Regions from separate parts of the Homo sapiens genome. Here region 1 is linked to region 2. A link is a contact called in ENCODE Hi-C or POLR2A ChIA-PET data. All regions are on one chromosome and are shown on one strand. Each heading gives the region's core, a stretch centred on a gene start or an enhancer-like site at or near the end of the contact. The rest is flanking DNA. Distances are from core to core; before and after follow the strand shown.

The links. Hi-C counts contacts between places; a loop is a spot of excess contacts on that map. ChIA-PET counts read pairs that join two places held with the same protein, here RNA polymerase II (POLR2A). Pooled maps may share reads with other maps.
Region 1: a pooled map shows a loop between it and region 2 (3-fold over the local background). The contact joins the enhancer-like site here to the promoter of NUP35 in region 2. A Hi-C loop is called at or near these places in 2 of 50 pooled maps. POLR2A ChIA-PET finds 5 or more read pairs at or near these places in 3 of 52 experiments (CD8-positive, alpha-beta T cell, endothelial cell of umbilical vein and naive thymus-derived CD4-positive, alpha-beta T cell).

The regions. Positions count from the first base shown.
Region 1 is chr2:182,946,195-182,951,856 of GRCh38, forward strand. The region is part of intron 23 of NCKAP1 (NCK associated protein 1); the gene reads right to left. Among named protein-coding and RNA genes, the nearest start is that of FRZB, 82 kb to the left of the region's middle. RefSeq lists an enhancer at 3,409-3,908. Within about 2 kb of position 3,462, at least 8 of the 41 ENCODE cell types and tissues checked have a DNase peak (open chromatin) inside an H3K27ac peak, as active enhancers do.
Region 2 is chr2:183,120,998-183,126,296 of GRCh38, forward strand. It overlaps NUP35 (nucleoporin 35), which reads left to right and starts at 3,446. Exons shown (of 9, transcript NM_138285.5): 1 at 3,446-3,500. The coding sequence starts at 3,461. It overlaps LOC124907917 (a long non-coding RNA gene), which reads right to left and starts at 3,960. Exons shown (of 2, transcript XR_007087331.1): 1 at 3,796-3,960; 2 at 2,920-3,710. RefSeq lists an enhancer at 3,496-4,264.

The DNA of each region.
Region 1 (5,662 bases), core at 2,212-4,711, 170 kb before region 2:
CGAGACCATCCTGGCTAACACGGTGAAACCCCGTCTCTACTAAAAAATACAAAAAATTAGCCAGGCGTGGCGGTCGGCGCCTGTAGTCCCAACTACTCAGGAGGCTGAGCCAGGAGAATGGCGTGAACCTGGGAGGCAGAGCTTGCAGTGAGCCGAGATCACGCCACTGCACTCCTAGCCTGGGCGACAGAGCGAGACTCTGTTTACAAAAAAAAAAGGAGCGACACACACCAGGGCCTACTTGAAGGTAGAGGGTGGGAGGAGGTTAAGGGTCAAAACACTACCTATTGGGTACTTATGCTTACTACCTAGGTGACAAAATAATCTGTGTGCCAAACCCATGACATGTCATTCGCCCATATAACAAACCTGCACATGCACCCCTGAACGTAAAATAGAAGTTGGAAAGAAAAAAAAAATGCTCAAACAAGTATGTAAACTATGTAGAAGTGCTGATTAAATGTAGAGAATTTTAAATGTCTAAAACTGCTCCTTTCAGAAATCCACTCAAGTCAGAGGTAAAAAAATAAAGGCATAAACCTACCAAAAAAAAAAAAAAGGAAACAGCAGAAAAAACAAGATCAAAGGAGAAAAGTCAACAAATTCCTGGAAGATGGAAACTAGAGCAAAGAATAAGGAGAGGTGAGAAATTTGATTAGCAAGTTCTTATAATGGAGATAAAATGCAGAAGCAAGTTAAATCACACCTCAAGAGGGAGGAAAGGAGGAAGGGATCAGAAATTGAAGGCAATGGCACAGAAAGGAAGGCTTGAGGCTGAAAACAAGACAATAATTTAATCATGGCAGCCTGCCAGATATATAAAACCTCCTACCTCCACCCTGCACTAATCTCCAAAAGACTTCCACTCTCCAGCTGAAGGTCATGTGCTTGATGAATTATTTGCAGGAATCATCTGAAGCCTAGGATGAGGATATCTTTCTCCAGAGAAGATCTGTGTTAGCTTCTGCTAAGTACATTGGGGCACTACCAACCTAGGACCACATTAATCCAGGTCCAAGGATTGAGATGCCTTAGATAAAGCATATAACATAAACAGGGCTGCAAATCCTGGGGAGGGGTGACTCATTTCCAGTTCACCCCTACCCCGAAGTTAGACAGTGTCTATGTAAAGAGGGCTGGGGAGAAATTATGCAGACTTCCTTCCCATGCCCTACTTTGAGAAGGCTTTACTCTAGGTTTTTGACTACTGACACCCTTGTTCCACAAGGCCACCAGAATTCAGCTTAGTTTTACAAATGTTACTTCTGCTTCAGTACACATGCCTGGGTGAAAAGTGGCTTCCAAAGCTGGGCTTATGTCTCTGATTTCCCAGGTTCTCCTTGGCGTCAGCCTAGAAATACTTCACTATCTTTTTAGTTCTTCTTTAAAGAAGATTATTTTATAGAGATATATATATATCTCCAGCTTTTTAAGTTGTTCTTTGGAAATAAGGAGGTCTGAATTACCTACCAATACTGGAAGCAAAAATCTGTAAGTTCTTTTGTTCCTATAATTTCAAAAATTAGGTTATTCTAAGGAAATTTTATAGGACGCTAAAAAAATTAGAATCATCACTGACAGAATAACTTTTAGAGATTTATTTCAATGAGACAGACTAGTATACAACACACTGAATTTATCTATATGAAACATCATTATGATCTGTAGGATTTCTTATGTAATAAAATATAAGAATACGTATGAAGTATGCCTCAGTACACAGAGGCTGAGAAAACAAAGTCACAAATAAACACCTTCTCAAGTTCTTAATAATACACAAGTAGTTGAATACTAAACAATCTGGATTATTAGGAGAGAACTCAAACAAAATCACTATAAAACATTATACAATTCCAGAAAATGGAATCCTTACAATTAACCTTGTTTTGAAGAACTAAATGATGAAGGCACAATATTAAAAATATAAATATTTCATAGGAAGCCTTCTGAAAAACATAATCCTTAAATAAGTCAGGATTTAGTATTTGAGAAGCAAAAAAGTAAAAACAAATACCAAAAAATATTACTACAATATTAAATCATTAATAAAATATGGAAGTTATTATGAAGGTAAAATGAAAAGTCAAGTAAGAAAAGAATCACATAGGAGATTACTAGAAAGCTAACATCAAAAGTTTTCAAGAAAAAATGTTTTAACATCCTTAACCATCTTGGTTAAGGATATTTAAAAAGTCAACATTGTTTACAGTCGTTCCGCATTCCCCTAACTTTAAATTTTAATATCTGAGCGAGAATACAGCCACTCCAAAATATAAGAGAGAAATGTTAAAACATAAGCACCTTCCATTTCTTCTCAAGAATGAGAATATATTTGATAACATTCATACTTACAGACAAGGCTAAAATAGTTAAGTTTATAAAATAATTGTTAAAAGACTAGGATAAAATCTGTACTCAAAAAAAGACCCTAGAATAATGGACAATACCTAACAAGATAAACTCTACTAAGAAAAACTACAAAGCATACACTCAGGTCTAAAAATTTCACAAAATATAAGATGTGGAAAGCCATGGTTTAAGGTTAGCATAAGTGAAAAAAAGAGACAATTCATCTGATTGCAAGTTGATTGTGAAAACAGTATGGCATAGCTACCAAATGTGTTCATGCTATCTTAAACTGTGTCAGTAAGTACAGTATCCAGAATAGATAAATGTACTCTCACTCATCACACCTTATCTGAAACTCATTCTTGGTTCAGGGCACTATTCTCTAAGAGTGACAACAAAAAAAACAGAGTTTGTACAGAGGAAGGAGTGAGAAAGATGGCAAAGAGACTGAATATGAATATATTCCACACGAGGAAGAGAAAGATGATACATGAAGGGAAGCAGTTTTTAAATACGTGAAGAGTGATCTCGTCAAAGGCAATCCCTGCCTCTTGATGTAAGAATAAGGACCAATAAAAAATTACTACTTAGATACTAAATCAACATAAACTAGAGATGTACAGTAATTGATAAGATGGCCTCATTTTCAAAAAGACTAGCTAATACATCTAGAAAAATGCAACATGTGCTCCTTCATCAGATAGGAGTAGGTTAGATGACTACTGAGATCCCTCTCAGCTCTACAGGCAGTGTAGCATGGTACTAGCATAATCTGTGGTGCTAGACAGACTGAGTTCAAATTTCAGTTTCACCACTGACTAAAATGTGAGCGTGCGTAAGTTATTTAATCCTTCTTGGCCTCACTTTCCTAATTTGTAAAATAAGGAAAACACCTCTTTTAAAGATGTAAAGGAGTTAATAAGATAAGTGAAGATCTTAGAAAAGTCCTTGAATAAAACAGAGTTAAGAAAGCTGGGGCCAGGCACAGTGGCTCGTGCCTGTAATCCCAGCACTTTAAGAGGCTGAGGTGGGTGGACCATTTGAGCCCAGGAGTTAGAGACCAGCTTGGGCAATATGGCGAAACCCTGTCTCTACAAAAAATTAGCCGTACTTGCTGGCACATGCCTGTAGTCCCAGCTACTCAGGAGGCTGAGGTGACAGAATCGCCTGAGCCCAGGGGGGCCAAGCTGGCAGTGAGTCATGATCACACCACTGCACTCCAGCCTGGGTGACACAGCAAGACTCTGTCTCCAACAAATAAACAAACAAAGCTAGCTATTTTTATTTTTGCATCCAACAAATATTTACTAAGTGCCTAATATGTGTTAGGTCTGCAGCAAGGTTTTAACAGAGTTTAGAACTGCATTTATACTCTAGTGAGAGTGACATGAACAAATACACTGCATGAGAGGTCACAATTAAGATACACATACAGCTGAATGAAGAGAATAAAAAGTGATGTTTGCTATTTTAGAAAGCTTGGTCAGGAAGGACATTCTGATACGGTGACATATGAAAAATACATGAATGTCACGAACAGGCAAGTTATGACCATGTCTTAGTGAAGGGTAGTTTGAAATGACACAACAGCAATCAGGCCAGCCATGCTAGAAAAGTGAAGGAGGAAGGAAAAGCAGAAGGCCAGATCCTTGCAGTATTAAGGAACTGTTCATATAAATGAATTCAGAGAGACTCAAAATAGGCTAATTTTTATTACCATACCATGATACTGTATCCATCAAATTAAATAACAAAAAAGCAAAAAATAATACAGATAATTCTAGAAGTGCCTAGTTTATTCAGTCTGAAATAAAAAATAGCTGGCTAAAGTAAAATTTCAGAGCCATAATTCTTCTATTATCTCATACTGAAGGAACACAAGAAAAAAAATTGGAGATGAGAAATTTCTTATTTGAGAACAGTAGGATAGAAAAAAATTATGTATTTACAGCAGAATTAGTCTAATAAATAAGAATGATACTGCTTGTAAAGAACCAAGACCAGCATTTCAATGTTTGTATATTTACAACCATATAAAGTTTATAAACTTTATATTTTAAGCCATCTAAAAGTTGACTTTTATACAATAATTGCAGAAAACTTTAAAAATAACAATGAGAGGATAATGATACAATGAATACTAAAATAACAGACATTATGCTGAGTACCTAAAAGCTTGACATGCATGATCTCATAAAATTCTCTCAAAGTACAAGCTTAAACATTTGTCCGAAATCAAAGCTTGTAAGTGACAGGTCTGAAATTCAGGAAAGTCTAACTTGAAAGCTTGAGTTTTTTCTTTTTTTTGAGACAGAGTCTCACTCTGTCATGCAGGCTTGAGTGCAGTGGTGTGATCTCAGCTTACTGCAACCTCCGCCTCCCGGGTTCAAGTGATTCTCCTGCCTCAGCCTCCCTAGTAGCTGGGATTACAAGTGCCCACCACCACACCCAGCTAATTTTTGTATTTTCAGTAGAGGGGGGATTTCACCATGTTGGCCAGGCTGGTCTTGAACTCCTAACTTCAGGCAATCCCCCACCTCGGCCTCCCAAAGTGCTGGATTACAGGCATGAGCCACCACGCCTGGCTGAAAGCTTGAGTTCTTAACCAATGGGTAATATTGCCTCTCCTTAAATCTTTGATTATACTAAGCTTTTAGTCACACTGACTCTTGCTATTTATTCACTCAGCAAAATACTATTAAGTTTGTGGAAATTAACTTGTTCTATATATTTGCTCAATTTTCAGTAAATCAGATTAACCACATTTAGAACTCTATGTGCTACATCTGAACTGTAAGCTACTTACCACTACCGTCTATCATTTTCTTAAGAAACTAAAAATTGGCCAGGCACGGTGGCTCATGCCTGTAATCCCAGCACTTTGGGAGGCCGAGGTGGGTGGATCTCTTGAGGTCAGGAGTTCGAGACCAGCCTGGCCAACACGGTGAAACACCGTCTCTACTAAAAATACAAAAATAAGCCAGGCTTGGTGGTGCGTGCCTGTAGTCCCAGCTACTTCGGAGGTGGAAGTTGCAGTGAGTTGAGATTGTGCCACTGTACTGCAGCCTGGGCAACACAGTGAGACTCCATCTCAAAAAAAAAAAAAAAACAAACAAACAAAAACTAAAATATCAAGACTCAAGTAACCACCAAAAAGCTTTTACGAAGAAAATGTTTATTTTAAAACATGATTTCTCTATTCTGCTTGTAAGTTCAAAAGTTTTGGTGGCCCAAGTTCAAATTCTTTCAAAAACTACATAGTTATTATATATACAGATTCGTTTAATATAAATCACCGTAGCTGTAGGATATT
Region 2 (5,299 bases), core at 2,196-4,695:
AGAGAGCAAAGGCTTGAACATCAATAATATTCCCAGGTTAGAAAAAAAATGGGATCAATTATTGAAAAACCAGAAAAGGAGTAGGAAGTTATGAGAAATAGGAAGTGTAGCATCACCAAAAATAAAGAAAACACTTGTACTTAGGAAAAGATTGTCAAAGCTGTTGGATACTGCAGATGTCAAGGAGGCAGGTCTAATTTGGCAATTAGAAAAAAAAAATAGTTGGGGTCAGTAGTTTTATTTCGGAAGAGCATTACACAGGAGCCAATCTGCAATTAATTAAAAATCAAAATAGTAAAGATAGGGAAACAGATAATTTACTAAAATCTATAGACACTTCTTTTGAGATTTTGAAAAAATGAAATGAGAGAGAAATTAGCACATGGTAGGTAGGTGGAGGAGCAAGGCCTAGGGAGGGTTTCAATTCTGGGCTTCTTTATAGCTTGGTAAGGAAAGAGCCTGTTGAAAGGGTAAAAGATTGAAATGCAGGTAAAGAAAAGAAAATAAATGTCTTAATGGAAAAAAGTTTTTAATTTAAAAAGTAAAGAAAATAGGGCTGGGCGCGGTGGCTCACACCTGTAATCCCAGCTCTTTGGGAGGCTGAGGCAGGTGGATCATGAGGTCAGGAGATCGAGACCATCCTGGCCAACATGGTAAAACCCTGTCTGTACTAAAATTCAAAAAAAAAAATGAGTTGGGTGTGGTGGCATGCGCCTGTACTCCCAGCTACTCGGGAGACTGAGGCAGGGGAATCAGTGGAGGTTGCAGTGGAGTGCCAGAGCTGAGATCGTGTCACTGCACTCCAGCCTGGTGACAGAGCGAGACTACATCTCAAAATAAATAAATAAATAAATAAAATAGCAATAACACCTGTCATCAACCACAAAATTGTATAAAATAAGTTAAAGGCCATTCTTTTTATTATTATTATTATTATACTTTAAGTTCTAGGGTACATGTGCACAACGTGCAGGTTTGTTACATATGTATACATGTGTAAAGGCCATTCTTAAATCCTCCAATTTACAAACCCTTTTCTACTTTACTGTTAATAGTTTGGTGCAAATCTTTTTCTTTTTCTTTTCTTTTTTTTTTTTGGACACAGAGTCTCGCTCTGTCGCCAGGCTGGAGTGCAGTGGCATGGTCTTGGCTCACTGCAACCTCCACCTCCTGGGTTCAAGCGATTCTCCTGCCTCAGCCTCCCAAGTAGCTGGGATTACAGGCATGTGCCACCATGCCCGGATAATTTTTGTATTTTTTAGTAGAGATGGGGTTTCACCATGTTGGCCAGGCTGGTCTGGAACTCCTGACCTCGTGATCCGCCCGCCTTGGCCTCCCAAAGTGCTGGGATTACAGGCATGAGCCACCATGCCCGGCTGGTGCAAATCTTTTTCAACATCTTCTTTTATTTAAAGAAGTATCACTCTTTTCTCTTTCTCTGCATCTGTTCCTAAATAAACCCGTTATTAAATAAAAATGGTGCCGTATATGCATGCATGTTTTCAAATTACTTTTTTTCATTATATCTATCACAGAGGTCTTTCTAGGTTAATATTTACACTCATATCAAATCCATCTAATTCATTTTAGTTGTTGTATAGTGTTCTTTTGTTTGGCTAGATCATAATTTGTATAGAAATTTCTTTTTTATTTTGTAGAGAAGTGGGGTCTCACTATCTCAAACTCCTGGACTCAAGTGATCAACCCCTCAGCCTCCCAAGGTGCTGGGATTGCAGGTGTGAGCCACCACATCTAGCCTCAATGTGTGTAGAAATTTATACATTGATATACCTTTCTTGGTAGCTTAATTCTAAAAAGTGGATTGCCCTGTGTTGTGGGCTGACTACTCCCCAAAGATATCCATACACTAAGCTTTAGAATCTGTGAATGTTACCTTATATGGCAAAAGGTATTTTGAAGATGTGATTATTAACTTAATCACCTCTACTGAATATTGAAATAGTAAGATTATCCTGGATTACCTGGGTGGGTCCTAAATGTCATCACAAGGCTATGTGATGGCAGAAGCTGAACAAAGCAGTGTCAGACAGACCAAAGATGCTACATCGTTGGCTTTGAAAAAGCAGGAAGGTGGCACAAGCTAAGAAATATAAGTGGCTTCTAGAAGCTTGAAAAAGCAAGGTAATAGATTCTCCCCTGGAGCCTCCAGAAGAAAATAGTCCTTCTGGTACTTTGATTTTAGCCCTACAATACTCATTTTGGATTTTTGGCCTCCAGAACTGTAAGAGATACATTTGTGCTGGTTTAGTTAACCGAGCTTGTGGTACTCCAATGTGACTTTATCTGAACTTTATTACATCTGCAAAGACCCGATTTCCAAATAAGGTCATATTCATAAGTATGAGGGTTAGGACTTGAACATAAATTTTTGAGGGACACAATTCAATTCACACACCCATTTTCAAAAAGTCAATTCGATCTGTGAGTGGTTTTAAAATTTGATTTCTGTGAACCTACCATTTAATTCTGGAATTGTTACTGCCTCATTCCAAAGACAAAATTCTTCCTCCATTTGAGATTTTAGGAAGTCCTAGAAGAAATAGCTGAGCATGGGTGGATATTTTGGAAATAATCCTCATGGTATGGAGCAGAGAACGTCCCCAGTTATACATATGTAGCACATTATTTTATAAAGTTAGTATTTGAGCAAAACTAAACAATATATTTTTACACACACATATGCAGAATATGTGTATGTGATTTACGTATGACTATGCCCTAAAGAAAAGCAGCAAAGTGAGGGGACGTGGACGGCAGGGATGGCACATGCAGAAGCACGCAAGATTCCGCGGTGTGGAGGGTTCGTGGGTGCGTATAATTATCTTCCATTATTTACATGTGTACTTTATGCGTTCGTTAGCTATATTTTTGTATGTTTTAATATGCAACAAAACGGCGTATGAGTTACGCTTTAATGTAAAATTGTCTACATAACACAAAATTTAAAAGAAATGGCATACGGATAGTAGAAAACATGCTTTGAGGAAAAAGCGTCATGTACTAAGTCCAGAAATCGACATTGCAAAGAGGCACCAACTGTTTTCATCAAGCTGACTTTTCCAGGTGCTACTCAGAAAAGCTGACCGATGATAGAGCACTGGGTCAACTCACGCTAATTATGAAACCGTGAGTAAAATAATCTGTGCTTCTATGTAACTTAAGTACCCACAAATCAGGAAGCATTCCCGGATGAAAAGCATTCACAGAACCATACGCTGGTTCGCCACCTTCCCGGTGCAAAAACCCTTTCCTCGGAAATTCTCAGCGCAAAGACTTTGCCCTATTCCAAAATGGCTCCGGCGCCTACAACTTAAGCATAGCGCAGGTCCGGAAGTTACGCAACCCCATAAGGTAGCACGCCGTTACCCGTGGGGAGCGTTTCCGCCATTTTTGAAAATTAATTGGGAAGGTACTGGTTTTAAGTGTAGTTGCCGACGCAATGGCAGCCTTTGCAGTGGAACCTCAGGGGCCCGCGTTAGGTGAGTGAAATATTGCTTTTCCTTGCTGGCACTGCCATCCATGCTCTGGGCCTGGAGGCGGGCAAGACTGAAAGGCAGTCGTCAGGCTCTCGTCTGCTGGTTTCAGTCGCGGAGAGGGAATCCTTGGGTGCCCCCAAGTTCATAGTCGGTCCCCTACTCGACGCGTCGCCTCCATACTGCTACAAAGGTGGCGCCGGGAAGCTGAGGGCCCTGGGAGGGTGAAGAAAAGGCCGTCTGGCGGTGACTGAGCTGTGTTTGTGCCCCCACACGCCAGCCACGTTAGACTGGCCCATACCTTAACCTCCTTCTGATACCCGAGACGCGATGCTGGTTGCTGGATTCCCAGCTGGTTGCTGGTCCCCAGAAGCATCCCTGGGAGGAACTGACCGCGGTACACGTGGGTGGGCGGTGCCCTGAAGTGTGTGGGTGCAGTCCACTGCTTCTTGATCACCGGTGCTTCCAGTTCCTGTTTTGACTCCTCTCTCCCGGGCTTTGCCAAAGGAATCTTGTTATTAATGGAAGCTTGAATCGTGCAACATTTAATCAACCGTGTGGTTGGTAATCATTGAGATATTGACCTTAACAGCAAGCTAGGAGTTCGCACGATATTTCCCGCCTTTATTTGGGGAAAGTGACTCTTAAGTATTGTAGGAGGTATTTTTCTCTAGTAAGTCACGATCTGAATTTTTTTAAAGATTCATTCCCATTATTCATTGCGGAGCCTCGTTGAAATATGTCGTCTTTGAAAAAAATCTACCACTTTAACAGCACGCGGATTTCTTTTTTTCCTGCTGAGTTTTGCGACTTGTGAGAATCGTCGAAAATTTTAGAACGGAAAATAAACCGTCTTACTGTCATAGAGACTTACCTGAAAAGTTAGGTTATAACTTTCTGAGCTTGGAAAAGAGAGCAAATGTAATATATATGGTGTGGAAAGAGTCTTTAGATTTGAAGGGTATGTAATGCTTGCCATGTTTGGTGTAAAATAAGTTCTTTTTGAGAATAGAGTAACTTGAACTACTTTAGTCTGTCATAAAAAAACTAAATGCATAATGTCAATAATGCAGATACTCTGCATTAAAATTTATATATAGATGTCGTCTTGGTATTTATTTTTAATGTATTTTAGAGATCAAAAACTCTTCATTTCCAGTTCCAAATTTTTCTATTCAACAAAAACATTTTGGAGTGCATATTTATTGGGGTTACAAATGTGAGTAAACCAATCCCTGTATATTGCCTTGCCAGAAATCTGACATTAGCCAGTATTAATGTTTAAGTCCACATTTTGCAGATATTCCAGGTGCCCACTGGTGTAGTAAAACTAAGGGTTGACTTCAACAAACTGCTAGCTGAGTACGTATCTTTTGGGAGCACAGAATATGAAATGGAATTGAGGACATGCAGCATCTTTTCCTTAAGTTTGCTTTAAGTGAAATTTAGCCTGAGGGGTGGTTGGTGACAGTCCTGATTAAGAGCCCATTGTGCCCTCCTTCCTGTCTGGTGCTTTCTTTTTTCTTTTCCTTCCTTCTTCCCTCTCTCCCTCCCTCCCTTCCTCTTTTTTGACACAGCCGTGTCACCTGGGCTGGAGTGCAGTCGTGCAGTCTCAGCTCACTGCAACCTCCCCCTCCGGGCTCAAGCAATCCTCCCACCTCAGCCTCCCAGGGGCTGGGACCACAGTGTGCCGCCACTCCCAGCTACTTATTGTATTTTTGGTAGAGACAAGGTTTCGCCATTTTGTCCAGACTGGTCTCGAACTGAGCTCGAGCGATCCACCTGCCTCGGCCTCCCAAAATCCT